Regions from separate parts of the Homo sapiens genome. Here region 2 is linked to region 1. Evidence: chromatin loops called from intact Hi-C (ENCODE). Cell type or tissue: endothelial cell of umbilical vein. All regions are shown on one strand. Links, peaks and the distances in the headings refer to the core of each region. The heading gives the core; the rest is flanking DNA.

The links. Peaks named below come from ENCODE experiments on the same cell type or tissue, not always from the same donor. Only the 100,000 strongest peaks of a DNase experiment are listed, where the experiment ranks them.
Region 2: a loop joins it to region 1, with 5 times the contacts of the local background. A loop is called at or near these places in 7 of 110 quality-filtered maps.

The regions. Positions count from the first base shown.
Region 1 is chr9:85,518,119-85,534,484 of GRCh38, forward strand. LOC101927603 (a long non-coding RNA gene) reads right to left here. Exons shown (of 2, transcript XR_007061633.1): 2 at 15,949-16,366. Among named protein-coding and RNA genes, the nearest start is that of AGTPBP1, 220 kb to the right of the region's middle. In endothelial cell of umbilical vein, for the core only: no CTCF peak of the experiment used is centred there; a DNase peak (open chromatin) is centred at 9,673; H3K27ac peaks cover 1,120 bases; H3K27me3 peaks cover 106 bases.
Region 2 is chr9:85,415,356-85,431,721 of GRCh38, forward strand. All of the region lies in intron 2 of LOC105376121 (a long non-coding RNA gene), which reads right to left. Among named protein-coding and RNA genes, the nearest start is that of AGTPBP1, 320 kb to the right of the region's middle. RefSeq lists enhancers at 1-630, 5,619-5,668 and a silencer at 9,905-10,004. In endothelial cell of umbilical vein, for the core only: a CTCF peak has its summit at 9,977 (motif pointing left); a DNase peak (open chromatin) is centred at 10,126.

The DNA.
Region 1 (16,366 bases), core at 7,673-12,672:
TTTTCTCCCATAGTCTGGCTGTGGTAGAGGTATTTTACAGGTGCCATTTATTCACAAAGTTTTCTTCTAATTGGTGTTAAACACAAAACTCATATTATAGTTCTAAGGGGGAGGATGGAATTTGCATTGACCATCCCAGCAAATGCAATAAAAAAGGCAATATTCTGGTTTTGAAGAGTTCATTTGTGCTGATGGAGTCCCAGATCTGGAGCAAGATGTCCAAGGTCAGAAAAAAATAGAGGATTTGAGGAAACCAAGCCTTAGAGTGGGTGGCTTCAGAAATAGCTAAATTGAGACTGGTACCCCAAGACTCTGATGCCTGACACCTACCTCACCTCTCTCTTTCTCCCTCTCTCTTCCCTCTGCTACAAATACGGAATTTTAGCCAGTGATTAACAAATGACTGATGATTTCAAACCGAAGGCAAAGACATTTCAAAAGGAAGCCACACTTTGGAAAAGAGCAAAAATCAAACAAACGCATCCCCTGTCTCTCTGTGGGGCATTCCCTACCTTTCTCTGAGTTATATGTGATTACAAGGGGATTTTAACTCTTTTAGGTTTGGCATCACCAATCTCATTAAAAAACACCCTGCTAGTTTACATAATCTAAATTAATAAAAATCCAAAAATACATTAAAAAAAAAATTGCATTCTAAAATGGAAGACAGTAAACCACTGCCACAATGGAAATCTCATTTTCAATAATATTTTGTCTACCGTTGGAGCAGTGTTGGAAGACATTTGAGGAGCTCAGAAGGTGAATGTACAGCCGAGTTCCACCTTTCCCAAAAGGAAGGCCACAGGGGGCTCATGTAGCTTGGCCTTCAGCTGGAAGCTAACAAAAAATGGGAAAATAAAACACATGACTGCAGTCAGAACAAGAGAGACAATACTGGGTTAAGCAGGCCAGGAAGTTTGCCTATTTCGTAGGGCCCAGTTCATTAAGCGTCCTATTGAAAACCATGGTGGTTCCAAGTTCTAAATGAAGTGAACTCTCCTGGCAACGAATGATTTGGGTAACTTCAGACTAAACTGCCATTGTTTTTTCCACAAGGCATCAGAAACAAGACTAAGCCCTGGAAACATCGGCGACAGGGCGCAGGGAGTAGATCAGCGTGCCAGGCCCTGGTCACGGGAAATTCATAACAATCCTGGACTCAGGAGATGGCTTCATCGGGAGGCTGTGGGACTTATACACCATCACCACACTCTCTCCAGCCCCCAACACCCAAATTGCATCTCCTGAAATGCTGTTAGCTCACTACTCACTTTCCTTGTGCTGGACAAATTGTGGCAACGACAACGTGCTGGAAATCACCAATCCCGTCTTCTTTCTGCCCTGCTACTGCTTGTGTACCAGGGGCCCCTTAGTAGCCTTTCGCTGGATAAGTTTGCCAACTTGCAGAAAAATTTCCCATTAAAAAAATTCTACCCCCTCCCTGACTCCCACCTCTCTGCTTTCTGTAGGATCCTACATACAGCAAAGGCTGGGCTGAGCCAGGATGACAAGCTTCTCAGTCCCAGGAGAGGCCATCTAACTCTCACCCTCCCGCCATGCCGCTCCTCTCCTCTGACCCTAGGAAACAGTGGGCATCAGAGGGAGGGCTAGGGTCTTCACTCTCCCTCTCTTCTGGGATGCATGCCTTGTCCCTGGGTCCCATGATACAAATGCTCGTGGCAAAAGTCTCTCCTCATCCATCTTTCCCCACATGGTCAGTCCCTGAAGCAATATGGCCTCTGCATTGGCCCAGTTTTGCCATTAAACTGATCCTCTAGTCCCCAAATCCCAATCCCCACCTCCACTAAGGCCTGGGATCTATGACCTTCCCACCAGAAAACTTTTTCTTTATTGGTTTCCTTGAAGAATTTTGATTTCAATCCCCAGCACTTGTTAAAAATATAGTCCCAGATGGTTCTGTTGCATAAACCAAGATGGAGACCCCTGAATAGAATCTCCACATCTTCTGTAGTAGCTGTTCTGCGGAAATACTACTCTACATATACTGGGTCAGTCTGACTATGCACTAGACATTAGATGACATTATACAATTGTTGATAAATTCTCTTAGGTGCAATCAAAGTGTTGTGAGAGTTCTGAAAATTTAAATGCATAGAAAGAATAGCTAAATTAGGCCGGGTGCAGTGGCTCAAGCCTGTAATCCCAGCACTTTGGGAGGCCAAGGCGGGTGGATCACGAGGTCAGGAGATTGAAACCATCCTGGCTAACATGGTGAAACCCTGTCTCTACTAAAAATACAAAAAAATTAGCCCAGCATGGTGGCGGGCGCCTGTAGTCCCAGCTACTCGGGAGGCTGAGGCAGGAGAATGGCGTGAACCCCGGGAGGTGGAGCTTGCAGTGAGCCAAGATCGCGCCACTGCACTCCAGCCTGGTGACAGAGCAAGACTCTGTCTCAAAAAAAAAAAAAAGCTGAATTATATATAGCAAAATGTAAATAATTGATCTAGATGGAGGGTATATGGATGTTTATTGTACTACTATTTCAACTTTCTTCAACGTTTAATCATTGTCATAATGGAAAGCTGAAATAAGAAAGCAGACAACCAATAAAATATTTCATATAGCTACAATTCATGTTAATAAGAAAAATTAAAAACTTTATTATATAAAGGTTTACCATGTCAAGGTATGCTAATCATTCAGAAATCTAAGAGAAAATCACTCCAGAAAGTGACAAAGATTTGTGCCCTGCGTTGATAATGCAGGTGTGAAGCTGGGATCAGCCTCATAAGCGACGGGGGTGGGTGTCATTCACGCAGACTTTGGGGAGGGCAGTTCAGGAATGTTGATCAAATGCATTTCTCCAGCAATTCCACCGCTAGAAGTTTACCCAAAACAATTAGGAAAACAAAGGGAGTGAGATGCATAAGGATATTCAACATAGTATAGTTTTTAAAAGAAAAAAACAACCCGTAACCAACCATCTCTCAATAGGGGGCTGATATAGCTACACGGTGGAATAACATTCAGCCATAAAAATTAAGGTATAGATCTCTATATGTGTACTTGGAGAGAAGCCTATGGTTGCAAAAGGCAGGTCAGTTATAGACAGGCAGATGGATAAAAATCAAGAAGAAATTATAGTCCTCGTGGAGTTCTTTTTTGTTTGGTGTGTTGTTTAGTCTTTAGTCTTTTTATTCCTGGAAAAAATGTAAATGACCATTTATTACTTTTGTAATTAGAAAAAAAAAAACTCTAGCCATTTCCATTTGGGAATTCAAAGGACACAACCCCTTCCACCCAGAGTGAATCAATGTGGCACAGCATGTGTCATGTGGCCCCGCCTGTCCCCAGGGAGAGGACAGACAGCTTTGACAGAGTCCCCTTCCTGCTTTGCCATGGCTGATGGAACACATCCACCAGGACGCCTTCCAGGGGCTGATGAGTTAACCACGTGTGCAGTCCGCGGCTTCTCAGAAAGAAGAGTACACACTGTTATGATCTTTCTCTCCAGGCATGCCAGCCTGCATTTCATAGTTTGATTGAAATTGTGCCATCCAGTCTGTCTCTTCACAAACAAATGGAATATTCTGAGCTGCCAGCATTTGGAGGCGCACAGCTTGCATCTTTTTATGAAGAAAAATAAACACTGTGTATCGTAACAACCAAGTCATGATGGATAAAACATGCCTGCGATCGAGAACCACTTGCACGGCCCACGCCACAGACTCGAGGCAGGTGGGGAACGGCTGGACAGTGATGGAGAACAGGCTGCGGGCGGCTGGCCGAGAGAGATGAGTGGGAGCCGCGTGTGGACGTGCCATCAAGGAGAACTCTCTTTTCTGGTTGCATCCCCGCCATTCCTGAAGAACACAGGCACGTGTTGTTTACTCCATTGGTGACAATTAGTGGTGGCGTCCGGTTCCCTTTGTGCTTCCAGTCATTACTCAAATGCTTCAAACTTGTCCCATCTCCTGGACATCCTTAGGTTGTTTTGTGGACTAGAAAGAATTTCAAACCACTCACATGTGATTTGCCAACTCATTCCTTTGGACAACTGCTTTTCATAGCCCCAAAGTCCTGGAGCAGTGGTGCTCAGGGTGTGGTCCCTGGGAGCATCAGCATCAGCATCAGCATCCGTCAGGGAACTTGGGAAAAATGAAAATGCTTAGGCCCAGCCCCAGAGCTGCTAAAGGGGGATGGGCAAAGGACAAAGGGCAAAGAGCTCACGTCAAGTGAATTTACACCCATTTACACACTTTCTAGAAGTTTCATCCAGTGAGGTCTACTTAGGTCTCTTTGGCCGGAACGGTGTCATATGGCCGCTACTCACTGCAAGGAAGACTAGGGAACAGAGCTTTTGAGTTGGGCCCGTTAGCATCCCACCAGCCCTCTGGACACACACACACACGCACAGACGCACACTCACGTGCGCACACACACATGCACACGCGCGCGCGCGCACACACACACACCCCCATTAACCATGGTTCTGTCAGCAAGAAAGGAAGGCAGGCTGTTGAGTAGGGAAGTGGGAGTGCCTGCCGGCGTTCTCGTCTGTCCCTACTTCATCCTTCCTCTCTCACTGTCTTACAGCAAAGGACTACAGCAAAGGCGCGTTCAGCGCCTGCGCGGCCAGGCCCGGGGTGCTGGGTTGCGGCTTCCCGCGGGTAAACCCTGTCGGTACCCGATCCCCGTCCGCGGAAGGCCAGGAGAACGCGGTTCCCCTTCTCGCGTCCTCTCCCTTCCCGCATCTGTGGATAACTCTTCCCGCATCGGCCTCTCTCTGCTGACATTAGAAAGACGTCCCTACGCCGCGGCGAGCTTCCTTTGCCCCTAAAAGCACTCCCTTTCTGTGTGCAGGAAACCGCCCCCGACTCCGCGCGATCGCCCTGTGCGCGCAGGAGTGACAGGCGCCCCAGCTCGCGCTCTCCAGCCCGCCAGGGCCCGGCTTTGGCAGACCCGAGGCTCCTCACCCGCCCTGAGGGACGGGTTGTACTTACTGAGAACTGATGCTTAGTAAGCTTAAAAGCCCCAGAAAGGAAGTCTGTACAAATCCTTAATGATCCAGTCAATTGTCGCTGCATAACAAACCACCCCAGAACCGGTAACTTGAAACAATCACTTATTCTCTCATATATGGTTCAGGGGTTTTCTGGCTTTAGCTGGAGGTTCTCACGGGGTCTCCCACGAGGTTGCGGTGGTCAGATGGGGTGCATCGTCTGAAGGCTCGGGTGCCTCGACGTGCCAGATGGCTCCCTCCCAGGGCAGGTGTGGGTGCTGCCTGGCAGCTGAAATTTCCAGGGCTGGAGACTGAAGTGTCCGTTTGCACATGGCTTCTCCACGTGGCTTGGGGTTTTCACAGCATGGTGGCTGGGTCATGAGAGAGAAGGTACCAAGAGGCCCACACTGAAGCTGGAGGGCTGCTTATGAGCTTGCCTCAGCAAAAGTCCCAGCCACATTGTATGGGTTAAGCAAGTTACTTAGGCTAGCCCAGTTTCAGGAGGAGTGGAATTAGATGCCACTCGTCAATGGGAATTTGTGGCTATCTTCGATCTACCACACTTTGTTTCATAAATAAGGAAACTGAGACCCAGGAAGGTCTTATCCATAGTCATTCACGCTGTTAATGGCAGATTCTGGACTGATACCTACACCCCACCCACCCCTACCCCAGCCCCACAATCTTCATCATTGTTGATAAAGGTGTAAAGTAGTTTTTTGCTGATAAACACAAAGATTATTATAATTAGAAGGGGAAAAGCCCTCCTTTAGGTCGAAATTCCAGGCTGTGTTTTAGGGACTACTCATCGAATATAGAATTTTTCACAAAACTTCATAAGATCCCTCCCTATTTCAAATATGATAGGGATATGTGGCTATCTGTATAGATACAAAATTCATTCATAACAAATAAAAGCAGCCATAACCTCCCGTGGCCACTCAACTCAAAACTAGACCCTGGGGAAATTCTCAAATTATCTGTGACAAGTATTTGCCGAGCCTCTGTATTTTGAGTATTTTATCAAATACACCATAAAGAAGGTCTCCCCCTGTGGAAGTCTGTACTTTAAGGCCAGAAACAGAATAGAATGGGTAGTGCTGTCTTAGAAAGCCAACTACCCCAAAAGATGCCCTCACCACATCCTTCCCAGATACTCCACTATCAACCCAAAACAATAGAATTTCTGCCAGAGTGTCTTCCTCATCATCTGTGTGGCAGAGACTTTAAGATATCCAAAAATCTATCCTCCAATTTTTCCCACAAGTTTCATCTGGCCATATGGCTGTTTGCATGAGAACTCTAATTCCCAGCTGCTCATGCACCACATTCGGACCAATAGAAGATGTACTGAGGTAGGTGTGTGCAATGTCTGGAACCAGGACCTCAAAGGGAAGGAGTGCAGCCTCCACCTCTCTTCTGCCTTTTCTGCTGGCTGAAATGCCGATGTTCCAGTCAGAGGTAGAACAGTCCTCTGACCCACAAGATGGAAGCCTGCTGTAAATGAGTGTGACAGTCACTGGTGCTGCTTGCCATATTCAGTTCTCATTGCTCTGTGGGAACACCTGTAGGAAGGTTTCTGGCCACTGAGTTGCATGTATCACTTCCAGGCTGAACATTCTATTGCTGATGTAAGGCGTTTGCTGTGGCTGCCAAAAACATTACAGATAGTGGCAGTTCCTTCAGCATGACTCTCGGAAAAGGACAATGCCTCTTTGTTGATCTGCAATAGACAGCTAGCACAAGGGAGAAATAAAACCTTGTTGTTTTCAGCCACTTAGATGTTTAGGATTGTTTGTTTCTGCAGCATAGCCTAGGTTTTCCTGACTAACACACCAGGTAACAAGGTAGAAGGGTCTTGGGTCCCTAAAATCATAGCACCACGATCGCTTCTGCACTGGTGGTTCTTTAGCGACCAAACGATCTCCTTGCCAATATAATCATCTTTAAGGGACCAAATTTGGAAGTTGTTTTGGCTCCTGGTGATTAAAAGGGCACCAGAAACCTGAACTTTGAGTGCTGAGCATAGTTGAACGTGCAAGTTTGAAGAAATAGAGTTTAATCTCACAAAGGAAACTCTGAAAGCCAGTGTCAAACCCACACTCCACCCAGCATGGTAAGGGAGCTGGGGTCTTTATTCATCAAATCCTGAGAGTCATTGGTTGAGTGTGGCTCCTAATTTTTTAGCATTTCCAGCCTGATGTGTTGGCAGCAAATAAAGTCAGTTTGGAAGACAGAGAAAGCCTTCAGGTGAAGCAATGTAAGTGCTGGCAGTGTTGAAAGTTGGCCTGTGTGCATTGAGGAGGTAAGAGCAAGAAGATATGGACAAGGCACCACCAGCAGGTGCCATGTTCTTCTAGTTTCTCCACCCTATCCTTAGCAGGAGCCTCTGTGTGCAGGTGCTGACAGGAAGAGCATCTACAATCCAGCAAGCACAGCCACATCTGAGTAAAACCCCAGCACAGCCCAGACCCTGCTCCCCGTCTCTAGCCTTCTTGTTTATCCCTTACATATTCTGCAGTAACCAGACTGAACATCTGTAGCTCATCCAATATTTGTGTCTGTCACTCTCTAGCCTTTTGCATATTCTGTTCCTACCGTTCAGAAGTCCCTTCTCTGGCTACAGAGGCTGAAATTCAGACATAACTTCCCCAAGAAAGACTTCCCTAGCCACTCAAGTCCAAGTGAGATGCCCATCCTCTGAGCTCCCTTTGCCCAGGTCTCCCAGTGTCCACCCCAGCTTATTTGTCCCCTTGCCCCAAACCAATAACCCCAGACAAAATCCTGACTAGCAGATGAAGCAAGTAGGTCTAAATACTAACACTGCAGTAGGCAAGAATCTCATTCTTGCAAGAGGTGGACACTCCTCCCATGCCCACACAGCACCTTCTGTGAAATAACTGTCCCCAAGCACCTTGCTTACTGGATTGGCCATTTTTGAGACTCTTTCTTTCAAAAAAAAGAGGTCCCAGGGTGGTAGTTGCTACATGAATCCTGAGCAGAAGACAGCAGCAAGCTGGTCAATCTACAGATTTTGTATAATGATAGAGAAATTACCATCCACCCCTTCACACCTACCCCAACCCAAAGCTGACCCAATGCTCCCTCTGACTGGAACAGGAAGCTGTGGCTTCCTGCACCATGTTCTAGAAACAGTGTCTCTTCTCTCCCACTCAGTGCCTCCTCCCTTTCTTCTGTCCTGGGAACTTCCTGGGAAAGCATCATTTTTCCCCTAAAATGATAATCAACTGTCTCCAGCCTCCTTATCATAAACAAATAAGAAACACAGATAAAGGAGCAAACATGAAATAAGATGTTAAAGAATACAATTCTCACCAAGAGCCCAATGGACTCCCTAGAGCTTCCTAGGTTGCAGTGGTTTGAATGATGGCATCCACTCCAAAATTCCAATTGAAACTTAATCTCCAGTTTAATGGTATATTAAATTATGAGGGCTCTGCCCTCATGAATGGAATTAGCACCCTTATAAAACAGCTTGAGGGAGCCCTCTCTTGCCCTTCTGTCCCTTCTGCTGTGTGAAGACACAGCGTTTGTTGCTTCCAGAGGATGCAGCGATGGGATGCCATCTTCGATGCAGAGCATAGCCCTCACCAGAAACCCAACATGCTGAACTTGATTTTGGACTTCCCAGCCTCCAGAACCATGAGAAATAAATTTCTATTGTTTATAAATTACCCATTCTGTGGTATTTTGTTATAGCAGCACAAACAAAGATATCTTTTGTCTGAAAACCTAAATGCCAAAAGCAGGCCTGGGTTATTCTGGGAATATTGGCCAAAGAAGGTTGGACCTGCCTCTAAGAGACTATTTACAACCCCGAATGCAAAACCCAATCCCCAGTGTCCCCTGCCAGTGCATGGACTACATCAGGGTCTCACTCATCTGCAAGTAGCACCACCATTTTCTGAAGAGAAAGAACTCCCATTCCCAAAAGGAACAGAAAAAAAAAATCACATCTATACTCTTTCTGCTTCCTGTGACTTTCTTTCTTCTTTGTTCTTTTCCTTACTTGAAAGCAGTAGGGCAGAATTCGTTTCGGGGAATCCTTGTAACATTTCTTCCCTAGTAAAAAATAGGGAAAAATAAAATATGGTCATAAAAAAACAAAGTCAAAGGAAAGGAGAGAAGGGAATTAATAATATTTGTTTAACACTTAGTATATGTGCAGTATTGTAATAGCTGTTTTCAGTCGTTATCTTATCAGTACCCACAATCTTCTGAGGTAGGTATGACCCTACTTTACAGATGAGACGAATGACAATCAGAGAGGTTCAGAAATTTGTCCAAGATCCACAGCAGAGGTGGAAAACTCTAATATGATCACTCTTCTTTTTTATCTCTTTAACATGGCCAGCCATCTGCTCTCTCCAATGCCAAGTCCATCTGCTGTCAGAAGGCCTCAGCTCCCCTACCACAAGTTCACCCAGGTTGATCCAGGCACCTAGTTTGCAGAAGCTTTCATGTCTGTTTGACAAAACACAGGAAAGAAAGGCACTCCAGGCACAGTGTGAGCTACAGAGCTTTCTGGAACAAAGGGTTTTAAACTCACCTTTTTTGAATGATCTCAATTCTGAGAGAAACAAATAAAAACAAGAATTTTTCAGCTGTGGTCTGTTGGAATAGCTGGGCACTTTTCTCGGTATGTGACATCATTTTCCTTCCAGACTTCCATGATAAAAATAGCCTGGCAGACCCTTTGAACCATTGTCTTCCTGAAACACAATGTGGATTGTGTGTGTGTTTACCACTTTGAAGAAACACTTTGTGACATAAGCCATGCTGACAAGCTGTTCCAGGGGCCTGACTGACACACAGCAGGATCTGTACACTTGTTAGGCTTACACTGAGAAGACACACACACACAACACACACACACGCTGCTCTTATGTGGTCCAGCCATCTCACACTCAGCACGAGGCCCCCATTCTCTCTCTCCTAGGCAGGTAGATCAGGAAGATGCCTATCAGAATTGTAAGAAACTGCCATCTTAAATTTTCTAACTGCTTTCCTATCTGGGTGGACTTAGTACATCCCGTCTGTGGACTCTGTCACTCAGGTGACCTCTCTGGGCTCTGGAAAGGTGAGGTGAGTAGGCCTCCTCTGTCCTGGGGCCTTGACAAGGGCTCCCCCTTATAATAGCACTTTAGATGGAGAGCTGGTTGCTGGAGAGGAAGTGAGGACACTTGCTGTGCAGCGTATTTTGGGAGCGCAGGGAAAGGAAACAGACCTATGTCTGCGAGACTCACAGTATTAGAGCCTCTCGGTTAGACTGAAACATTCTGGCCAAGACCAGCTGCTCCACCCCTCCCCCAAAATCTTCAGCTCAACAGTCACCAGGGCATGAAGCCACTTGACTAAGTCTCATAGTCACCTGTCAGCGGCCCCCAGCAAGGGCTCCACACCCAAGCCCTTCCCATATCTGGATGTCCATGGCTACCCCGTATCCACAGGAGAGATGGCAGGACAAAAAGGGAGGAGTCATGACTGGCCCTCCCACCAGAGCAGCAGCAGAGTGGCCTAAAGGTCTCCAACAAAAGTGAATCTAAGTGTTCAAGGTGTATACCCTGTGGGTGGCAGTCACTCCTGCACTCCCCATCAGAATCCTTGGTCAGACCCAATGTACCAGCTAGTTCAACTTTCTCTAAGCGTCATCAGGCCCATGACCAGCAGGAAGTGGTGACCAGCAGATGAACCTACCCTTAGTCTAGTGCAAGGGCAAGTGGACACCCCAGCCAGGGGAGTGTAGCCCCACCACCACCCCTATCTTCATGCGCAGGCAGGCCCCAGGGCCATCAATGAAGAGGCAGCATGGCTGCAGACCACCACCAGCCTGCGGTCTCCTCCTGTGCCACCTCCAGCCCCCACTTCTCCCAACGATCCCTGGAGAGGAAGAGGAGCCCCAGGTTTGAAGTGACTTTAAGGAGTATCTGTCTGCTGCAATCTCTGCAATCTCTGCCTGCAGTCTTGCATAGATGGGGAACTCACTCTTCCTCGGTCAGCTTATTCCACCTCCAGCCATTTCCTTACTTCAACCTCATACTTCACCCAGGACCTCCAGGGCCATGTGGAGCCAGTGCAATCCTTTGAACACCTGGACCTACCAATCACGCTGCTCTCAACTCTACACGGATATGAGCATGAAACAGTTTTCTTTTTCTCCAGTGATTTTCCTCAGTCCTACCTCGTCAGCTCTCCCATTTCCTTCCCTTCATGACATTTTGCAGATTTAAGCTCAAATTCTGTTTAAGCCTCATCTTCTTCCTTCCTCTAATACTTGCTTCAGAGAGGCCCTGAATGTGTACGGGGAAAGGGTCATGGTCTATTTCTGAGTCCTTCTTCTTCAGGGCAGCACTCTTCAGTATATGTCAGGGTGAGGGGCTAAGAGAGGAAAACCAACCACTGTTTCTTTAGTCACTTGGGTCCCAACACAGTCCTCTCCCTGTTGGTTGCCTCTGCTTCCCAGGCTAAGAGCTGGGGACTAGATTTGGCCCAGCTGCAAACCTCCCTATTGGTTGGCACAGCTGTTGGCACCTCCTGGGACAGGTGTTTCAAGAGCTGTGTGTCTGAGTCTCAGAAGACCCTGCAGAGCCCTTTGGATGGCACAATTCTTTGCAGTCTCTCTAGTGCCCTCGGCTGGAGTCACCTGCATGCATCCCATGGCCTTGCAGGAGCACTGGCCCATCCGTTGGGCAGTAACTCAAGTGGGACACTGGAGAACCATCTCAATCCCAGCTGCCTTCCACAGGATGCCCTCCCTGGGCCCAGGGAAACCCTTGCATTCCTGCCTGCCTCACCTTTCCTTTAGGACCCATCGGCTCAGGGCATTTTGATCATCAGTAATCCCATATCCACTAAAGGTGCAGGTGAGAACACAATCAGTAAAAACAGCCTGAAAATTCCACCTTTCTGACATTCAAAAGTGAAGATGGACAAAATCACGCCAACAAAATGGCACCTTGTAGTGGATTCAAAACTGTAGGAAAAGGAGAATATGTGGCAGGGAGTGCTATGAAGTGAGAACATCCACATATTGTGAATAGCTCCATGCAAATATGGGCACCAAAACTGGCTGAGCTATGTGGTCCCCCTTGGGTCGGGCAACTTCCCAGACCACCTGGCAGTCATCAAGGACAGCACTGGGCTGCTTAACAATCTCATTTTATTATACTTTATCTCTTTTTCTCCAAAACTGAAACCAAACTATCACTCTACACTGAATATTAGCCACATGGAAAGCCTTAAAATTCAACCCATTCTCAATAATTTGACTTTTTTAAATGGGGAAGGTATATTGTTCTCATTTTCCTATTCTCATACTCAATGGGGAATTGAAACAAACTTTCCATACACTTGCAAAAAAATATATAAAAAGTATCACCTGAAGCTGAAGCCAAACATCAAATATTTAACTCAAGCAATATGAAAGGTGGTCAGTTTTGCTCATGAAAGCAGTCACGTCGTAGTTTCATAAGTGACGTGTAGAACTCATTGCACGATAGCATGGCGACTGGTATTTGGTTGTTTTCTCTTCTCTTCTTTATCGTCCAGTTCCTCTCCACTGTATTTGTGTTCTTTTGAGCCCTAAAAATGCCTATAAGTTTAGCAGATTTAGCAAATTTAGCACCATAAATGTACTATCTCACAGTTTCTTTAAGTCAGACGTCTGGGCATAGCATGGCTCTGCTGGTTCTCTGTGTGGTCTCATAAGGCTAGAGTCAAGGTGGCAGCGCTGCACCCCTTTCCGGGGGCTCTGGGGATGAACTGACTTCCAAGTTCATTCAAGTTGTTGGCAGAATTCCCTTCCACGTAGGACTGAAGTCCCATTTCCTTGCTGGCTGTTGGCCAGGGTCATTCTCAGCTTCTAATCGCTTTCTGTGGCTTGGGGACTCCTCTTCCATCTGCAAATCTTTCTGGCTGAGTCTTCCACATTGAAGGGTTCCTGTGAGTACATTGGGCCCACCCAGATAACCCAGGGCAATTTATTCTAAGGTCATCTGATTAGTAACCTTAATTCTGGCTGTAAAACCCCTTCACAGCAGTACCCAGGTTAGTGTTTGATGGAATCACCCAGGACAGCAATCCTGAGGGACATCTTTAATTTTTTTCTTTTTATTGATATATAATAGATGTATGTATTTTGGGACATATTCATATAATGTGCAAAGATCAAATCAGGGTAATTAGGGTAACCATCACCTGAAATATTTATCTTTTCTTTATGCTAAGAACATTCAAATTATTCTCTACTAGTTATTTTGAAATGTACTATATATTAGTGTTAACTATAGTCACCCTACTGATCTATCGAACATCAGGTCTTATTTCTTCTATCTAACTGTATATTTGTGCTTATTAATCAACGCCTCTTCATCTTTTTCTATCCCCTGCCCTTCCCTGCCTCTGGTACTAGGGGACATCTCCAGAGCTCTGCCTACCACAAACTCCTTTCCCTCCCATTTACTAACTTATTTTTTAGTTTAATTTTCTTCTTTGCATAGATAAAGACCCAAGCAATTTTAGCACGGATATCCACTCTTCTGTTCTGATTTGAGGGGTATCTACATGGTAGCATCTCTGCCATTCAAAAAGCACTGAATTTGCAATCCAACGGCATGGACTTGAGCCTTGGTTCAGGCAAATACATGAATGACCTGCATGCACATCTCTTATATCTGACAGAGGCTCAGTTTCCTCAGTTGCGAAATAGGGATGATACTACATCTCTTAGAGAAGTGTATAGCAATTGAACAAAGTGATATATTTGGAAGTTCTTTGGAACTCTAAACTGCTTTGCACATGTGTGCACATTCAGACATGCACACAAAAACTAGGTTCAGCGTAAACATCACTCCTCCTGTGAAGTCTTCTCCAACTCCTCAAGGCAGGGCTGGATGTCCCCTCTCAGCTCTGAGCCTCCGGAGCCCAGAGATGCATGCCTCTAAGACAGCACTTGTCTAATTCTACCATAATTATTTATTTCTCCCATTAGACTCATTTCCCCTCCAGGGCAGGGGTCATGTCTTATTCACTGCCATCTCTGCAGCACTGAGCGCAGTTTCTGATGTGGAATTGGCACACAGTACATGCTGCTGAAAAAGACAGCAGCCCCTCCCCTCGGTGTCCCAATGCCAGCCTCTGACAGGGTGCTGGGCCCCTACCAAATATCAAAGGCCAAGGACGTGGGCTTTGAAGCAGCCCAAAAGAAACCAGTATCTTCTCTGGGAGGTGAAGAAAACTAATGATTAGTATTCCTAGGTCTCCCTTTGCTGATCAGCAACACACATCCCCCCTACATCTCTTTTTTTAATTTATTTTTAACCTTCCTACTACCTGCTACACAACGTGTCCCACCTCAGTTGAAAGTTGTGCTTTCAAGTCCCCAAAATTGAGCATAAAGATTGATTTCTCTTTATTTCTTCTGCCTCCATACACAAATCATCAAGTCTTGTTTCCAGCTCCGAAAGATTACTCAAATCCCAAACTTAGGAAACTCCAATCCTTTATCAAGACTGCATAACCTTTTCCTCAGAGATTGATGTGGTTTTTATTATACTGGTCAGCAAACAAATTTGCTCTCTGTTTGAAAAGAAGACACTATTCTTACATTCCCAAAGCTGTTTGCTTGAGAAAATAGTCCAGAACAGAAGCTGCAAGTGCCTCTGCTTACATGATATGCAGGAGCAGAAAAGACACATGGAAGATGTCTCCCAATGCTACTTTGAACAGTGTGAAAATTAAGGAAAAAGTAAATCAATTTAAGTATTAGGGTGCATTAGGCTGCAAGTAACAGAAATCCCCACTAACAGTAGCCTAAACAATAAAGTACAGAATAGGAAGTCCAGAGCTGGTTTGGTAACAATACAATGGCAACAAGGACTCAGGCTATTTCTGTTCCACCATTCTCAACTTGCTTCCTGTTGGTTCTCGTTCTCAAGATGGATGCTGCAACTCCAGGCATCACAGCCACTTTCAAAGGAAGGAAGCAATAGCATTGCCAGGTGCTGAAAAGGTGCCCTTTTAGTGAGTCTTTTTCTTTTTATCAGGAAGAAATATTTCCCAGAAGCTCTGTGGAAACCTTCCCTGTATGGCCCATTGGCCAGAACTTGGTCCCTTGGTTACTTCTATCTGTAAGGAAGGCTGGGGAAGTATTTGGTAAAAGGGAATAGGAGGCAGTGATTGGTTTGGATCAATTATGATCTCTCCTAAGATTTATTGCCACCCTGAATAAAACCAGAATTCTGTAAGAAGAGCAGAGAATGTTTGCTGCTCCACCACCTAAGTGTTATGCTGTGCAAGGATAGTGTCTCACACTAATCAGTGAAACTCAAACTTCTTTCAAAGAGAAAGGCAAAGTCTCGTAAAGAACTTCCAATATCAAATACACAGAAGCAGGGCTTCTCCACCTCAATATCAAATACACAGAAGCAGGGCTTCTCCACCTCAGCCAGGAGCGAACATTTGAGTCTCTATCCACTTAGCCTCCACTCAACAAACCTCATCAGCACACACACACACACATACACACATATACACACACACTCATACACACACTCACACACATGTACACACTCATACACACATGCACACATAAATACACTCACACATGCACATACTCATACACATACAATCTCACACACACTACACGTCCACACACTCATACACATAGACATACTCATACACATACACACACACGCAGTCATACACACATACACATTCACACATGTACAGACATACATACATTCACACATATGTGCACACACATGCATATACACACCACACACACAAACACATATACACTGTCACACATACGAATATTCACACATACACTCACACATGCACACATACACACATATGTGCACACACATATACACACACAGATACAGACACACACAAACTCATGTACACAACAGGAGATAAGCTAAAATCTTTGGGATCAGAAAAAAAAGACCATTTGTTTAAATAACTGGTGAATAAGGAAATTCTTTTAATAGGCAATTTTTCTCAAGGAATGTGGCCAAATAGCAGGAATACACATGGCCCTAGAGATGCAGTGAGGCGGTCTGGAGCAAGAAATTCGTCCTAGCGGGGGCAAGTTGTGCTTGTCTTTAGGTGTTTTAGACTCAGGTTGTAGACAGCCCAGCTGAAGTCCCTGCCTTCCTCCTCGCCCCCCTACTCACAGGACCAGATCTTTCTACGACCCCACTCAGGATTCAGCCAACATCCATGGATGGAAGCTGAAGATTCTGAGGATATGAGAGAATATTGGGGGTCTGGAGTTCTGCACTCTGGCTAAGGGATGGCCTGGGACCAGCACAGGAGAGTGGGGGCGCTGGGCAGGACAGACACAGAAAATGAGGCCACTTCCCTGTGGACTGCCGTAAG
Region 2 (16,366 bases), core at 7,211-12,210, 100 kb before region 1:
GGAACACACACACACACACACACACACACACACACACACACACACGATGGATGTATAATTGCAACAACTAAATGGCCTGAGACACAAATTAAACATCCACATTCAGCATCCAAGCATAGAGATGGGAAGAATCTCACAGCAACTGTCTCTCCTTTTCCTCTCAATTTAGAGATGAGGACATTGAAGCCCAGAGAAATTAAGTGACTTTTCTAAAACTGCACAGCTTGATAGTTACAAATAAGGGAAAAGGATCCTGGAATCCTTCAATCCTGCCTTTTAGGGCTGAATTTGACCAAACAAGGAACAAAAACTAATTGGGAACTCTTTCTCTGGAGGAGCACAGAGAACTTTGAAGCATTGCAGAGAACCACTCCAGAGGAAAGGCTTATCTGAGATTATTCTGGAAATGAGAAAAGATCAGAGAGCACCTACTTTAAAAACAGATGAAAAGAAATTTATACAGGGCAGCTTTACCTTACAGAAAACCAGCTTAGAGTAAATGGTTGAGGGAACTTTGCATATGGGCAATGCCAAGTATAGATCAGACTTCAGTGTTCAGTGATGCAGATGGTCCTAGAATTTCCTTAGCAGCTCGCTGCTGGGAGCTGACCTTCCCCAGGAGCCATAAGAAGAGGCTTTGAGGAACAGCAACATCATGCGAAGCATAACGCTAATTATAGTTTTCACTTATTGAGCACATATAATATACCTGGCACTGTTCTAACAGTCTTATGTTTATAACTTATATAGCCCTCACAGCAATGCTGTGAGTAGATAACACTATCTTCGTCATAGTTACAGATGAGTGACCTGAGACGTTGAGAGGTTATGAAGCCTTTTTAAGTGGGACAGCCAGTCCTAGGTGTTAGAGACCATTTGAATGCAGGAGTGTGTCTGAAATCATGCTCTTAATCCCGTTGCTGTACTGGATGAGGGTCAGGAGATGAGCTTACTTTGCCATGGTGAGGTGACTCATTCCAGTTGTCCTCGATGGCTTCTAGGGAGATGGACATTCTGGACCTGCTCTGCCACAGAGGTGTGGCTTTGGGCAAGTGTGCAGTAAAGGGTTGCCTCAACAGACCTGAGTTGCCCAAACCCCACACATTCTAAAGATCTTCAGGAATGGCCCTTGACCAGCTCCAGGGAGATCACCTCTGAGCCCTTGGAATATCCTGCTTGATAAGAGTGTCTCTGTATACCTGGGGCCCTGGGCTGCGTTAGACAGTTTATGCTAACAATGTGATTTATGGATGGACTCTTGGGCCACACTATATCAGTTTGACCTCTGAGGGGCAAGTGAGAGACACTAGACACTTCATGCTTATGTGACTGCCCCCTGACCTCCAAGAAAGCCCTGGACACCAAGGTTCAGCTGAAGCTCCCTAGTTAGTGTGTGTTGTCACACATTGTAGCTGAGTGAATTCAACACTGTCAGCCAACTACATAAGGAGAGGAAAACTAAAAGCTCAGACTTGGTTTTTTTCTGCACTTTGCCCTATGAGCACTTTTCTTGTGCTGACTTTAATCTGCATCCCTTCACTCCAGTAAACTGTAACCAAGATTATAACATTTTTTCTGAGTTCTGTGAATCATCCTATTGAATCATCAAACCTAAGTGTGGATTTGACTACCTTGACACAGCAAGGTAGTCAGTATCCCCCAGTAGCTTCTTATATAAAATGAGAGAGTTGACCTACAGCCCTAGATGATTTCCAAGGTTTCTTCAACTCTGTCTTTAGGCGTGCTTCATAATCCTGTGGGTTTTTTTCCTAGTCTCTTGTGTCTTATTGTGCAGTCCCATCTACAGTAGGGACTTCCCGGCTGCTGATCCCTGACATGACCTCCAAACAAATCAACTTTCCCTGGCAGAGAAGGGGATGTAGTTGGATCTCCAAAAAATGTGTTGCAAAGCCTGCAACACAAAATAATGTTCCAGTATCCATTCTCGCCTCCTTCCCTGCTAATAGAACCCTATTTAAACTGGGTACCTAGGAACCTGGAATAAAGAATAAATTTCCCAGCCTGCCTTGCAGCTAAATGTGGCCATGTGACTAAGTGCTGGCCAATAGTATGAAAGCACACGTGTGATGTGGGACTCCTGGGAAATGCCTTGAAAGAAGAATGCTCTCATCACCCCCTCCTTCTTGCAGTTGTGGTGCAGGTATATGGTGACATTTGGGTAGCTTATTGGCCCATAAGGAAGAAACCATGTTCTAAGGATGGCAGAACAAGGACAGGAAAGGAGACTGGCTCCTCGGGATTCTGCAAAGCCACCTGTCAGCTACGAACTCTCTCCTCCACACTTCTTTCCCCTGAAAAACAAACAGAATCCATCTTGCTTAAGCCACTGTTATTTTGGATTTTCTGCCACACAGCTGAGCCTTTCCTAACCAGCACAGACTGCATCTCCCACCTAATGAAAGATTAACAGGGCTCCCAATCTCAGCCCATCCATTGCCTGTACGAGAAAGCAATGATGATTCATTTAAAAGCACTCTATTCGGAATACTATCTTCTCCTATTTCCTACAAATCAAATTACCAAGAGACCAATTGGATTTTTCAAGTCCCTCAAAATGTTCTTTTTAGATGTTCTTGGTATTAAATAGTAACAGAATTTAAATGGCATCAACAAAACACACAGACGTGACTGTGGTGATAAGTTACATAAATCTGTGAGGGAAAGAACCTCACAAGAACATAATAGATGTGACAGAGATGGAAAACAGCAAGTCGGATCTGAGGGATTTGCCTCTGGCTTCTACCACCTGGCCATAGGCAGCCACCTACTCAGGTTCAGGGGCACCTTCCCTGCTCTTAGGGAGAGTAAAATCCAAGTGGATGGGGGAGAAGGGTGGCTGGTTAAAGAACTACAAATCTACCTCAATATTCTTATTTCCCGAACACCCATTGCAGACCCTGAGCTTCTTGCAATCATTAGCAGAAGCTGCGTTTCACTCTTGCTTCGTATTCCTAGTGCCAAGAATGGTGCCGAGCATAGAAACAGTTCCATGCCTGGAGGCCTGGCTTCGAGCCCCAGCTCTGCCAACCACGGGTGCTACTCACCAGGGGACAAAACCTGAGTCCTAATTATGTGCCAGGTACTATGCAAACCACTCTACCTTCACCTTCTGTAACCTTCACAACAACCCTCTGAAGCATTCCTGTTACCATGCCCATCTACAAACGAAGCCAATGAGCCATGAAGAAGGTCAAGCAATTGCCCAAAGTCACTCAGCTCCCGAAGTGCAGAACAAGGATTCGAACCCGGTGGTCTGACTTCAGAGTCTACGCACTTAACCCCCACTGCACTGTAAGCAGAAAGGCATGACACAGATGTTGTTATTGCTGTTGTTACAGGCTCAAAAGAAGGAAGGAAACTAACAATGCGGGGAGGCTGTAGCTAGGCCTGGGTCAGGATGAGGTTTGACATCATATCTATATTATCTCATGTATTCTGCACAGAGACTTATTCCCAATATACAAATAAGGGAACTGAGGCTCAGGAAGGTAAACAAATCCCCCAAGACCTCAAAGCCTAGTGGTAGCATCTGGATTTCACTTCAGGTTTCCCTGGTTTCAAAGCCCATGCTCTTTTCATTCCTCAGAGCTACCTCTCAGCCCACTGCAGAGAGGGTGACCATCAACTCCTCCTGGAGACTAGCATTTGAGGTTCTAAGAGGCAGCCATTGCCACTGATGAGAAAAGCTTTTTAGTTGTATTTATAGAAATTATTTACATCTGAACCCATAATGTATATGTATATAAAATATATACGTATTTGAGGCAACACAAAGAGACCATATACACGGGTAAGAAAATAATTATTGCAGATGGGAGAATAAAATGTTGCTAAGTAGTGTGGATAAAATCTTTTGGGTCTGGCACAGAAGTTGTTAAGGGTCTGAGTTGGCAAGCAGGCTCACAAGATGCAAATAAGCTTTCATCTTCTCCCATGTTGACTTAGCCTTATGGAAGGCCACAGAACTGGAGATACAGCAGATGTAGCATTCCCAGCTCATGAGAAGCCCAGCAGCTACCCAAGGATGCAGCTTCTTTTACCTCCTCACCCACATGGGACATGAACAGCTGGTGTGGATGAGAGCCAAAGGGTGGGGGTCATCCGACACAGAGCAGCACAGCCACCCCAATTTCCCACCAATCTTTCATACCATGCTGATCAGCAGGCCCCAGGCCCACATGCCAACTCAGAGCTCATCCAGCCCGGATGAAGTCTCCCAGGTCAGAGACTTCACAGACACAACATCCCTCATTTGTTTTAACTGCCATTTCCACAGAACAGCACTGGGGAAAAAAGTCTGCCTCTCAAGTCACCCAGGCCTGATGTTAACACTTTAGTCTCAGGTATCAAGCTAAGAGGCAAGAGCATTCAAGAAGCAACATTGGGTCAGATTCAGTGGCTCACGTCTGTAATCCCAGCACTTTGGGAGGCAAGTTGGGAGAATCACTTGAGCCCAGGAATTTGAGACCAGCCTGGGCAACATACAAAGATGCTGTCTCTACAAGTGCAACAACAAAAAATAGCTGGATGTGGTGGCACTTGTCTCTAGTCCCAGCTACATAGGAGGCTGAGTGGGGAGGATCAGCCTTGGAGTTTGAGGCTGCAGTGATCTATGATTGCACCACTGCACTCCAGCCTGGGCAACAAAGTAAGACCCTATCTCAGAAAGAAAAAAAAAACAGAAGCCATGTTGCATAGTGTGTGCTCTACATTAGTGTTATGGGTTGAATATTTGACCCCTCCAAAACTCATGCTGAAATTTAATTGCAATGTAAGAGTAAGGGGAGGTGGGCTCTTTAAGAAGTGATTAGGGCCGGGTGCGGTGGCTCACGCCTGTAATCCTAGCACTTTGGGAGGCCAAGGTGGGCAGATTGTCTGAGCTCAGGAGTTCACGACTAGCCTGGACAACACGGTGAAACCCCATCTCTACTAAAACACAACAAATTAGCCAGGCGTGGCAGTGTGCACCTGTAGTCCCAGCTACTTGGGAGGCTGAGGCAGGAGAACTGCTTGAACCTGGGAGGCGGAGGTTGCAGTGAGCAGAGATCACAGAGCAAGATTCCATCTCAAAAAAAAAAAAAAAAAAGAAGTGATTAGGCCATGAGGGTTCCACCCTCAGTGTGCGTTTAATGATTTAACGCCTTAATTAAAAGGCATTTTAGAGCAGCTCTCTCTCTTTGCTCTCCCGCCTTCTGCCATGAGACAAGAAGGCCCTTGCCAGATACCAGCACCTTGATATCAAATTTCTCAGCCTCCAGAATAGTTAGCAAATAAATTCCTACTTATTAAAAATTATCCAGTCTCAGATAGTCTGTTATAGCAGCACAAAACAGACCACAACAATCAGTAAGAACTATGCTGGGCCAAAAGTAACAGAAAAACTCAACCCATGTTTCTTAAACACTGGGGGTTTATTTTTCACACAGCAGAAGCCCAGGAATGCAGTCCCGAGCTGGTGCAGCTTCCCAGGGGGTAAATCCCAAGGGTATGGACTTCCATCCATGCTTGTTGCTTTGCAGTTGCCATAGAGACGGAGACGCTGCATCCCCTGGCCTCACATTCACATGACAGGCAGAAAGAAGTAAGAGGAAAGGAAAAGGGGGCAGAACCTGTAAGAAGAAAGCTTTTGCTTTCATTTTGCAGATGTCCTCTCACATTTCATCAGCCTGAGCTGTATTACATGGCCACCATCAGCTGTGAGGGAGTCTGAGACAGCGATCATGCTTAGCTAGGCCCAGAGCTTCCCCCAACAAAATGGGGTTCTGTTCTTAAAGAAGAAGGGGAGATTGGACATTGGCAGGTTGGATTGGTAATATGCAATTTGTTACATATAACAACCCTGAAAAAAATTTTTCACACCCACCAGGCCCCACACAATTTTGGATAGCCCGCTCCATGTGCACAGGCCTCTCAATGAACAAAGCTTTCTCCTTCCCCCAGCCCCAGCTTCTCCCTCCTGCCCCCTACAACAGAATACAGGAGGCTAAACAAACCCAGGTGTCTGTCCTCTGCATACCCACTTCCTTCCACTAGCCACCAGCCCTTTAAGAAAACCACCAAGGAATTTATATTCCAGGCCTTGTTCTTAGAGCTTTGAAAAGGGCTTGATTTTTACAACTGGAATTTGGAAAGAAGGCCCAAGGGCAGAGCATTTTTCCAACAGAGTGAGAGCCAGCCACCAATCCCTCAGCAGGCCCTCAATTTGCTTGGTTTTCTTATTTTGACAACTAGATGCTGGCCCCTAAGTCATGCTGTAAAAATCTGTGGCTACCATGGCATGGATATTTCTTAGGGTATCTTGGAGCTATACGCAGAGTCTACATTGGTCAAAACTGTCTTCTTTCATATGTAGTGAGCTCTTTGACATCGGAGACAGCCAGGAAGAAGTTGGCCGGTCACTTCTTAAAGACAATAGAGTGCAACGTATCAGAGAAACGCTGGACATTCCTTCAGTCTCCAAGAGTCAATGATTTGGATCTTTGTGGTTTGTCTTCATTTCCCTCTCTTAAAACAGCATCAAGCAAAAGTCATGGGGCTCCCAACAAAGGGAAAGATGAATCACAGGGTTTGGAGACTGGGTGAAGGGAAGTTTGGTGGCAAACTCATCTTGAAGTTGGCTGGGATAAAATTTGAGATGGTTCTCCTGGGCACCAATGTGGAAGTTAAAAAAACAAATTTCCTGAGAAGAGATGCTAACAGCAACTTCATGGGGGAGGTGGTAGGTGGGTATTGGGGGTCACCTCTCAAGGACTCCCTAAACCACCTCAGATTTCAGAAGTTATGAACTGAAGGGACAGGAAAATACAGTAGCTATTGTTAATTTAAAAACTGACAAAATAAAACTAACATGTCTTCAGGTGGGGAAATCTGGAAATGGGAAGAGAAAATGTTACAGAAAGAAAAAGAAAACAGCCCTAGTGTAAAATTTTTAAAATCTTAACCCTAGGGTTTTAGAACCTAAGAGTTCTATTAATAAGGCACAAAAGTTCCTAATGTGCTCTAAATCACATCAAAATTGCTTCTACACATGTGGATTTTAAGATCATAAGGAATATTTGGAGGAAATATTAATAAATAAAATTCTCTTTTTTGCTACTGGGGTAATGTTTAGAAAATTACCCATATGAGGCAGACTGATACTAAAAATGACCTCAATTCTTCACCACTCCCCACACCCACATTCTTTATCATGTGACTTTGCTGCTCCTCCTATCAAGAGATGGAGTCTATTTCCCCACCCTGAGATCTGGGCTGGGATCTCTGGCCAATACAATGTGGCAGAATGAAGGTGTGTCAAATCCAAGTCTGACCTCAGAGATCTTGCTCATTTCTGCTCTTTTTTGGAATGCTACCTCCACTGTGTTAACAAGGCTGGGCTAGCCTGGGGAAAGAGGAGAGAGCTCAGAGACAAGAGCTCATTTGCCTCAGCCAAGGCCATCCTAGATCAACCTACAGCCAACAACCTCTAAACATGTGAGAAAAGTCAGCCAAGATCAGCCAAGCTGCCTGCCTGACCCACAGCTAGCCTCAGATGCATGAAGGAGACCATCCAGGAGCTGAAGAACCCAGAGACTTGGGCGCAATAAGAAACGCTTTTTGTTTTAAGCCAGGGTAATCAAACTTTTTCTATCAAGGGCCAAATAGTAAATATTTTAGACTTACTAAATATTTGGTATGGTCTCTGTTGCATATCTTATTTTGTTTTCCAAACGCTTTAAACATGTAAAACCATTCTCAGCTTGTGGGTCCTACAGAAACATACTGCAGGCCACAGTTTGCCACTCTCTGCTTAAGCCATTGAGCTCTGAGATACTTTGTTACACAGCAGAAGCTAACTCATAGACCACATGGTTTTTATTTGCCCTTGTATCTTGTTTTCATGCAAAGAGAAAACTATACAATGAGGGTCATTTCCTCCAGGAGGGAAGGTTGACTGCTACCAGAAACAAAGAGGTCATTGACCAATGTTGCACCTCAAAGCCGTTTTCCTGGTTCCTTTAATAAAATAATCACCTGAACGCCAGTCTTTGGGATGAAAAAATGATTTCTAAATTTCAGGGACTGATGGCCAAGATCCCGGGGGACTCCAGAGGAAGACACTAGCATATAATCCCAAAATGTTAAATGGGACCAGTCTTTCTTCAGTGGAAATGATTTCCAGAACAAACTGGGGCTGTCATCCTGCAGCAGAGACCAGCCAGGATCCAAGGACAGAGTGAGTCAGCCCCTTCCTCTACAATCATGAAGTCATAGAAACCCAGCCCTCTAAACCTCTAGCTCTCATTTTGTGGAGATATAAAGAAAAGGGGGAGGAAATAAGAAAGACTGAGCATGTATCTTAGTCATGCCTGTAGAGAATGAATAGACTATTTAAATTATTGGATTGGGCTGAGTTTATTGGACTGGACTAAATTTATTTTTTCCTTGCTACTCAGTGGGTTTGGAGACTTAAAAGGATGATAGATCACTTGTAGGAAATGATAGGACTGTTATGGCTTCAATGTTGTCCCCCAAGAATATATGCCACCCACCTTATTTGGAAATAAGGTCTTTGCAGATGTAATGGCGCTAAGATGAGTCATTAGGGTGAGCCATTAGGGTCATTATGGCTGTGTTACAAAAAGAGAAGAAGAAAATGACACCCAGGAGAAGAACGCCATGTGTCAACGGAGGCAGAGATTAGAGAAATGCGGCCATGAACCAAGGAAGGCCAAGATTGCGGGCAACCCCAGAAGCTAAGAGAAAAGCATGAGGCAGACTCTTTCCCAGTGCCTTCAAGAGAGCATGGTCCCACCGACACCTTGATTTCCAACTTTCGGCCTCCACAACTGCAACAGAACGAATATCTGTTGTTCTAGGCCACCCAGTTTGCCGGCATTTATTACAGCAGTGCTAGGAAACCAGCACAAAGTTTTTTGTTTGTTTGTTTGCTTGCTTTTTTGACACAGTGTCTCGCTCTGTCACCCAGGCTGGAGTGCAGTGGCGCGATCTCGGCTCACTGCAAGCTCCGCCTTCTGGGTTCACGCCATTCTCCTGCCTCAGCCTCCCGAGTAGCTGGGACTACAGGCACTTACCACCACGCCCAGCTAATTTTTTTGTATTTTTAGTAGAGACGGGGTTTCACCGTGTTAGCCAGGATGGTCTCCATCTCCTGACCTCGTGATCCACCCGCCTCGGCCTCCCAAAGTGTTGGGATTACAGGCGTGAGCCACCGCGCCCAGCCAAGTCTATTTCTTTAAAAGAGATTATTTACATCTTTTAATTAACACCAATGATTCTTTCAACACTGCTTTTCTGAAGTTCCACTTCTGAAATTCAAAGTAGTCCTTGAGGGTCCCGGAACGCTGGCTGGCAGAGATGGAGGCATTACTCTCCCCACAGATTGGTTCACGGTGAACTTAGAGACCTCCGGGGAGGGTATATTCCAGTGGCTCCGAAGACCTCTGGTTGGTTTTGGATTTGGTTTAGAAGAGTTTAGAAGGGTTTAGAAGGGAGCAGCTGATAAAAGGAGCATTTTTAGAAACGGCCTGCCTTTTCGGGGTCCTAACTTTGGTGTGCACTGAGGTCATCTGGAACAAGTGTTGGGAATGGAGATTTCTGAACCTCATCATCAGAGATTCTGGTTCACTTTGTCTAGAGAATGAAATTCAAGAATCTATATCTTTAGCAAGCACCGTTTAGTGACTCTGGCACAGCCGATTAAAACGCCTTTCCCCAGAAAAAGCCATGGAGGGATCCCACAATTCAAAGTGGCAGAGAGCTCCCATTCATTCCCTGGCCGCTTGGAAGCTGCCCTAGCGTGGGGATTGGCTAAGGTGGAAGAGCTTGGGCCTATGGTGCTCCTCACCTGCGGGGTCCCTCGGGAGGAAGATGGAGGGCGCTGGAGCAGCCCTTCCCGGTGCTCTCTCTCCCTTCCCAAATGGGGACCCGGGTCAGGACTCTGGGAGAGCGGCACCCCCTAGTGGCCACGTTTAGTTTTCCAGGTACTTAGCAACAGGCACCCGGCCAGCAGCTGAACTCCCCCACGTAAACGGGTGGCACTACATCAATAACACAGGGCAATGGAGCAACTTATTGTGATCTTGACTCATGTGGCAATAAATATCAAATCGGAACACAGAAGCGGAACATCCACAGGAAATGGCAACTGCATTTTATGGGTCTTAAATTTCATACCAGAAGAGAAAATCACTACCGGGCTCTGAAAAGCTGCAGTCAGGGTCTTGTTTTTTCAAATCTATTTCAGAAGAAAGCAAGAAAAAAACTGTAGAAGACAGGGTTGAGGTTGGGGGAGGTCAGGGGAGTCAAGCCATTTGGAAAAGCTCTTTGGAAAGAAAATCTCTGTGTAGTTTTAAGAGGGGAAAATTGAGCAGTGTAAATCAAAAGGAATTGTTTTTTAAATGCATTTGATTTTTTAAAGCAGCCAATATCTATTACAAATAAATTGTATTTTCTCCTTCTTCCTACCCCATTCCACTGATTAAATTACAAAATAGTAAAATAATAGACCTCAAAATTCAGTCTCTGCATCCAATCAATTCCTATTGTTTACAAGCATCTGTGTATTTGTAATGAAATAATTTCATAATTTCACTGAACTATGTGGCAGGCTCTTCACATACCTTATCTCTAATCATCTGAACAACCCTGCAGGGTAGATATTATTGATTACATTTTTCAAGTGAACAACTGAAGTCCAGAGTGATTGAATAAACTCACTAATACTAAGCAGAGCTGGGATTAGGACTCATAGCCTCCCAGTGCCAGAACTCAAGGACAATCTTCTCCAATACTCACCTCTCTGAAGAAACTGGAACATGTCTTGTAATCCCACTTTCCACAACAGAGGTACTGCCAGGAATGACGATGAACATTAAAAGGGTATGAGGGGCTGGACGCGGTGGCTCACACCTGTAATCCCAGCACTTTGGGAGGCCAAGGCGGGCAGATCACGAGGGCAGGAGTTTGAGCCCAGCCTGGCCAATATGGTGAAACCCTGTGTCTACTAAAAATATAAAAATTAGCTGGGCGTGGTCGCGCGTGCTTGTAGTCCCAGCTACTAGGGAGTTTGAGGCAGATGAATCGCTTGAACCCGGGAGGCAGAGGTTGCAGTGAGCTGAGATTGCACCACTGCACTCCAGCATGGGTGACAGAGCAAGGCTTTGTCTTAAACAAAAAAAAAGTTTGTGGCGGGGTGGTATGAGGGATCTTACTGAGGTAATAAAAATGTTCTAAAACTGGTAATGCCTGTACAATTCAATAAAGTTACCAAAAATCATTGAGTTGTACACTTAAAATGGGTAAGGTTTATGATAAGTAAAGCATACCTCAATAAAAAAAATAAAAATACAATGTAAGAAATCACATATTTAAACAAAAGGAATAATAAGAACTCTAGTGATATATAAGAGTTTAAGGGAGATAGATGTGGGTAGATTTGTTTCCTCATCAGCTTGGGAATGAAATTAGGGATAGATCTGATGGAGAGAAGACACCACAGGGCAGGCCCAGGCTGTATCATGCGGCCGACTGTGGACCCCTCAGGCTCTTGCTGTGGCTGAGTTTCTTCCCCTGCGATAATCACTTTCCCATCAGCATTGACAATGGCTCCTTATTTTTCCCTTTCTATCAAAACTTACTTGCAGACTTTTTATTTATACTAATGTGTAAAGGGCTGATTAGTGTTTAAACAGCTCCCCTTTCAAAGGAATTATGTCATTTTTAAACTCCAAATATTCAACCATCCCCTTCCTGATGAAGAACACGAAGAACATGTCACTTAGATGTTCAAGTGACTTCAAAATCAACAAGCAAAATGAAACTCAGTATTACCACATCCCGTGCTGCCCCACTAGCCAAGTTGTCTCCCCATTCTAAGATCCCTAACTCTGCCACCCATATTTCTCTGGCTCCTGCCCCATCTGCTAACATGGGCCTCAGCCAACTCATAACGTACCCCAACTCCAAGTCCTTCCAGCGAACCCCAGAGACGATGTCCTATCAGCTCTCTGATTGTCTGAGGCTGACCCACACCATTCGCCATTTTTACCTCTTCCTCTGCTCCAACCCTCTCCAGTGGAAACACTAGAGTTTTGAGATATAAGCACCATTTTGGCTAAGAACACCAGCCCACTGTGCACCATCCTTTGCTGGCCCATGTTCTGCTCCTGATGGCTCCTTCCATGGCTGCTGGATATGGCTGCCCGCCCAAGGACCTCTGTTGGCACAGGGGAGACTCTGGAGGCCAGAACCGAGTGCTGGTCTGCTCTGAAGTGGGAGAGTTGCTGCACCCTATCAGGAAGGTCCCAAATCAGTTCTGCCTTCCTCTCCGCTACCACATGGAAGTAAATCCAGAAAAATCATCGGAACAACATCTTCTCCTCTGAAAGCCCACCTAACAAATTGCCTTCCTGTAATAAATGAAAATATCAGCAAGAGATCATTTTTAATCTCGATAAAAAAAAATCCAAGCACTTTGCAGTGTGTTACCCCGAGCAAAGTTACACTGGAGGCAGCTTTTATAGCTCAACCTGCGGTGACCTGTCCCACTCCAGTGAAGCCTTAAATTACCCCAGCTGCCAGAGGCCAGAATTAATCCCACTTCGCTTTCGATATCCTAAGCACAGAACAGGTATCAGAAGAGGATCAAGTGTTGCAAAGCTGCTTAGTAGTGGGATGTTGTTTAAGAAATACCGTAATCAACTGGCAAAGGTACAATTAACAGACAATTGTGACGATTAATTTTTAAAAATCGGTCTGGATTTGCATGTTGGGAAGCTATGCTCCTTGTTGATCTGGTTGAATTTTGGGGTTTTTGCCTTTTGTTTTTCCTCCCCTGATTTTAATCTCCTGGGCAACACTACGATTCTTGCTTTTTCAATACATTATTCTCTAGCAGCACTTTAAAAAAATCAACCATGTTTTTTTCTCAGTTGAAAGAAGCAACAAATCTGCTTATTTGATTTATGTCTCCTGGGATTCTAAAGAGTTTAAAAATCTAGGATGTCGGCCCTTCCTGTGATCCCACTGCTGGTTGCTAGGATCTCTTGGGGAAGCATTTATTCGCTTTCACGCCCCTGTTGCACTTAGTATCTAGTTCCTAAACAAACTTTCATTATGGGGATTTCCAGGTCGCCCATTCTCCTCTTTATTAATTGCTCCTTTCTGTGTGGACAGGATCTGCCGTGTATTTTCCTAAACAGCTTTTATGCTTTTGTTACCATTACTATTCTGAGGAAAGTGAACAAGGTCTTTGGAATTACCTACCATGACTTAGAAAATAGGAAAAAATATATGATCCCCGTGTAGTGCTATTTTGCCAAGATCCCACCCATCAGAACACCTAGATGAAACAGCTAAATGTGTTCCCCTGTCCTGATATTCACAGCCTGGCAACCCATGCAGTTTGAGACTGGGCCCAGACAGCAGTAGACACACGGCCAACAAGGGAGACGTTCTCCAGCAGGTAAGGTGCCCCCAGTGCTTCTTGAGTCACAGACAGAAGAGCACCTTGTTGTGGTCCCCGTCCTTGCAGAAGGTTAAAGTCTAGCTGGGGAAATTAAATCAACAGACAGGAACCTATAGGATAACAGGGAAGTGACTGCTAAGCTATAGGGGGCTGATTCTTAGGAAAGCAGGAGTGTGGAGACAGGAAGTGGGTGAGAGGACATGAGACTGAAGCTGGACATTGAATGAGTAGGATTAAATGAGGCAGAGGGAAGAAAGGAAAGCAAAGAGGGTGCACAGTGAGAGAAAAGACACAGAGAAAGCTGGTGTCGGTGGGGGAGGGAAACGGACTCAGTCAGGGCCTGGGAAGGAAGAGGAGAGCACACTCGACCTGGGATGAGCGCAGGGTTTAATAAAGGCACTGTCTGCAAGAGTGATAGCAGGTGGAACGAAACCACACCCACATGGGATGGCAAAGGCATCCTTGGGCTAGCAACAGTCAGAAGCTGTTGTCCCCCCTAAGCCTAAAGGGACAAGGGGAGAGAGCGAGTACCAGGACTCAGAGAGGGTAGGTCTCTAGAGAGGGCCACCTGGTAGCCCCCATGGCCTTTGTAGAGGGCAGCAGCCACTCCACAGAGAGCCCGCAGGAAGTAAGCCAAGTCAAGGCATAAGCTGACTGCTTGCCACTCTCCACCATTCTCCAGTCTCCTGCTAGTGCCTTGCACCAGCTAAGACCAAGCAGTTAGCAGAGACCCGCTGGTGCTTCTAAAGATCTGAGGTAGAGACCCAGAAGAAGAATGGCCCAGAGTGGACCTGGAGGAGCCAAAGGAAGGGAGCCAGCACAGATGAAATTAACCAGAGCCAGGGCACCATTAAAATCCCACTGCAAACCTGGTTGTGCATGAGGGGCATTTCAGTGAAATGAAGCAAATGGGACCCCTGAACAGGTAAGCTATAATCAGCCTTTTTGTCTTCCAGGTCTCTGCTCAGATATTAGAGGAAGCAAGCCCCTCACACGCCAAACACATTCTAAGCATCACCCCTATTTGGGTTTCCCTCCAGCGCTTATCTGAAATTATCCTGTTCCCTTTTTCACAGATCGTCTGTTTCCAGGAGGATGGATTTCCTAAGGACCCCTGCACTGAATGCAAGCCTGCTGGGGACTCCACCTGCTGAAAACAGGACAATGATCCCTGGCGGATGAAAACTACACAAGCCAGACAAAACATGTGCTAAAACGCACCTCCAGTCTACAGAGGAGGAGCAGGAGGCAGAGCAAGAAATGGGAGGAAGAGGACTGGTGCGGTGGCTCACGCCTGTAATCCCAGCGCTTTGGGAGGCCGAGGTGGGCGAATCACGAGGTCAGGAGTTCAAGACCAGCCTGGCCAACATGGTGAAACCCCGTTTCTACTAAAAATGCAAAAAATTAGCCAGGCGTGGTAGTGGGTGCCTGTAATCCCAGCTACTCGGGAGGCTGAGGCAGGAGAATCGCTTGGGCCCTAGAAGGGGAAATTGCAGTGAGCCGAGATTGTGCCACTGCACTCCAGCCTGGGCAACAGAGTGAGACTCTGTCTCAAAAAAATAAATAAATAAGTAAAAAAGAAATGAGAAGAAGGGAGGTGACAAATGCCTTTCCTCCCAGTGTCACATCTGCTGCCCTGATGCTGCTCCCAGCAGGTAACCATAAAGCGTGAGAGGGAGAGCTCTATGCGACTCCAGGGAGATTTCTCTGCCCATCCTTAATGGAGAGCTGGAGAGAGCCACAGATCTCGTGGTCAGTCGCTACCTAAGCAGCCCCTCTCGTTTGCTGAAGCACCCTGGGCAGGTCCCGTAAGTCAGGCCTTTTCCGGTGAAAGGGTCCTGAGCCATACATGGATAGATGCTGCACCCAGTTCCTGGAGGAGGAAGGTCTATTCTGACATCAAACAGTCCGTCAGCATCGCTGTTCTAGAAACTGCTAGCATGATGAGTGGGCCGCACAAAGGTAGCGGGGTAACGATTAGCTCATCTCTAATTATATGGGATTTACGATTAGGCAGCAAGTTTATTTTGGAACACTGCAATAACAAGACGCACAGCAGTGGCGAGGACGAGGGGGTGGAGTTCTAGCTTGGCCTTTAGAATATAATAGCTTGTCATTGCCATGGAAACCAGCTCCCTGGGAGTTCGCAGGCACCTTATTCTATAATTATAAGAGATCTGATAAGGGGTGGGGGGATGGTGGTGTGTATTTTTTTTCTTTATAAATTGTATTCGGTAGCTGAAAATAGAAGAACCTAGAGAACAAAGCCTATTATTAACCACCATCCGCTAAGAGGCGGCTGCACTTCAGCTGCTTGAAGGGGCTGTTCCTGCAAGTTCTACAGATGTGCCAGGATGTCAGAGGTGGGTCAGGACTGCGACCCTGACAGGGGAGGGTGTGTCCAGGCAAGCAAGGCACAAGCACAGCTTCAGACTGAAATGGGCTCCTTCTCGTTCCCCAGCACCCGATGGACTGAATCCATCGTCCAAGGTGGGTTGCACAAGTGCCCAACCCCAGGGAAATTCGCAAGGTCTCCTCCATCCCTCTCCTTCCTTCCCTGACATTCCCAGATTCAAAGTCTGGATGGAATCCTGGCCATCTCAGCCACAGGACTTGGAACAGGTTTCTTAAGCTTTCTGAACCTCTGTTCTTTTGTGATTAAAGATTGCTGTGAGGATTAAACAAAAGTAACAAAGACGAAGGGAATGTGTCTTTGGCAAACTGTAAAGTTTGTTGCACACAGCTGGACTATCTGAGGAACTCAGCCAAACCAGCTTTGGAAGAAAATCACCCTTTATTTAAAAATCAAACCACCCATTTTCAGGTTGAGTGATTTTATCAGTAACCCCATAGTAGACATTAAAAAGAACAGGAATG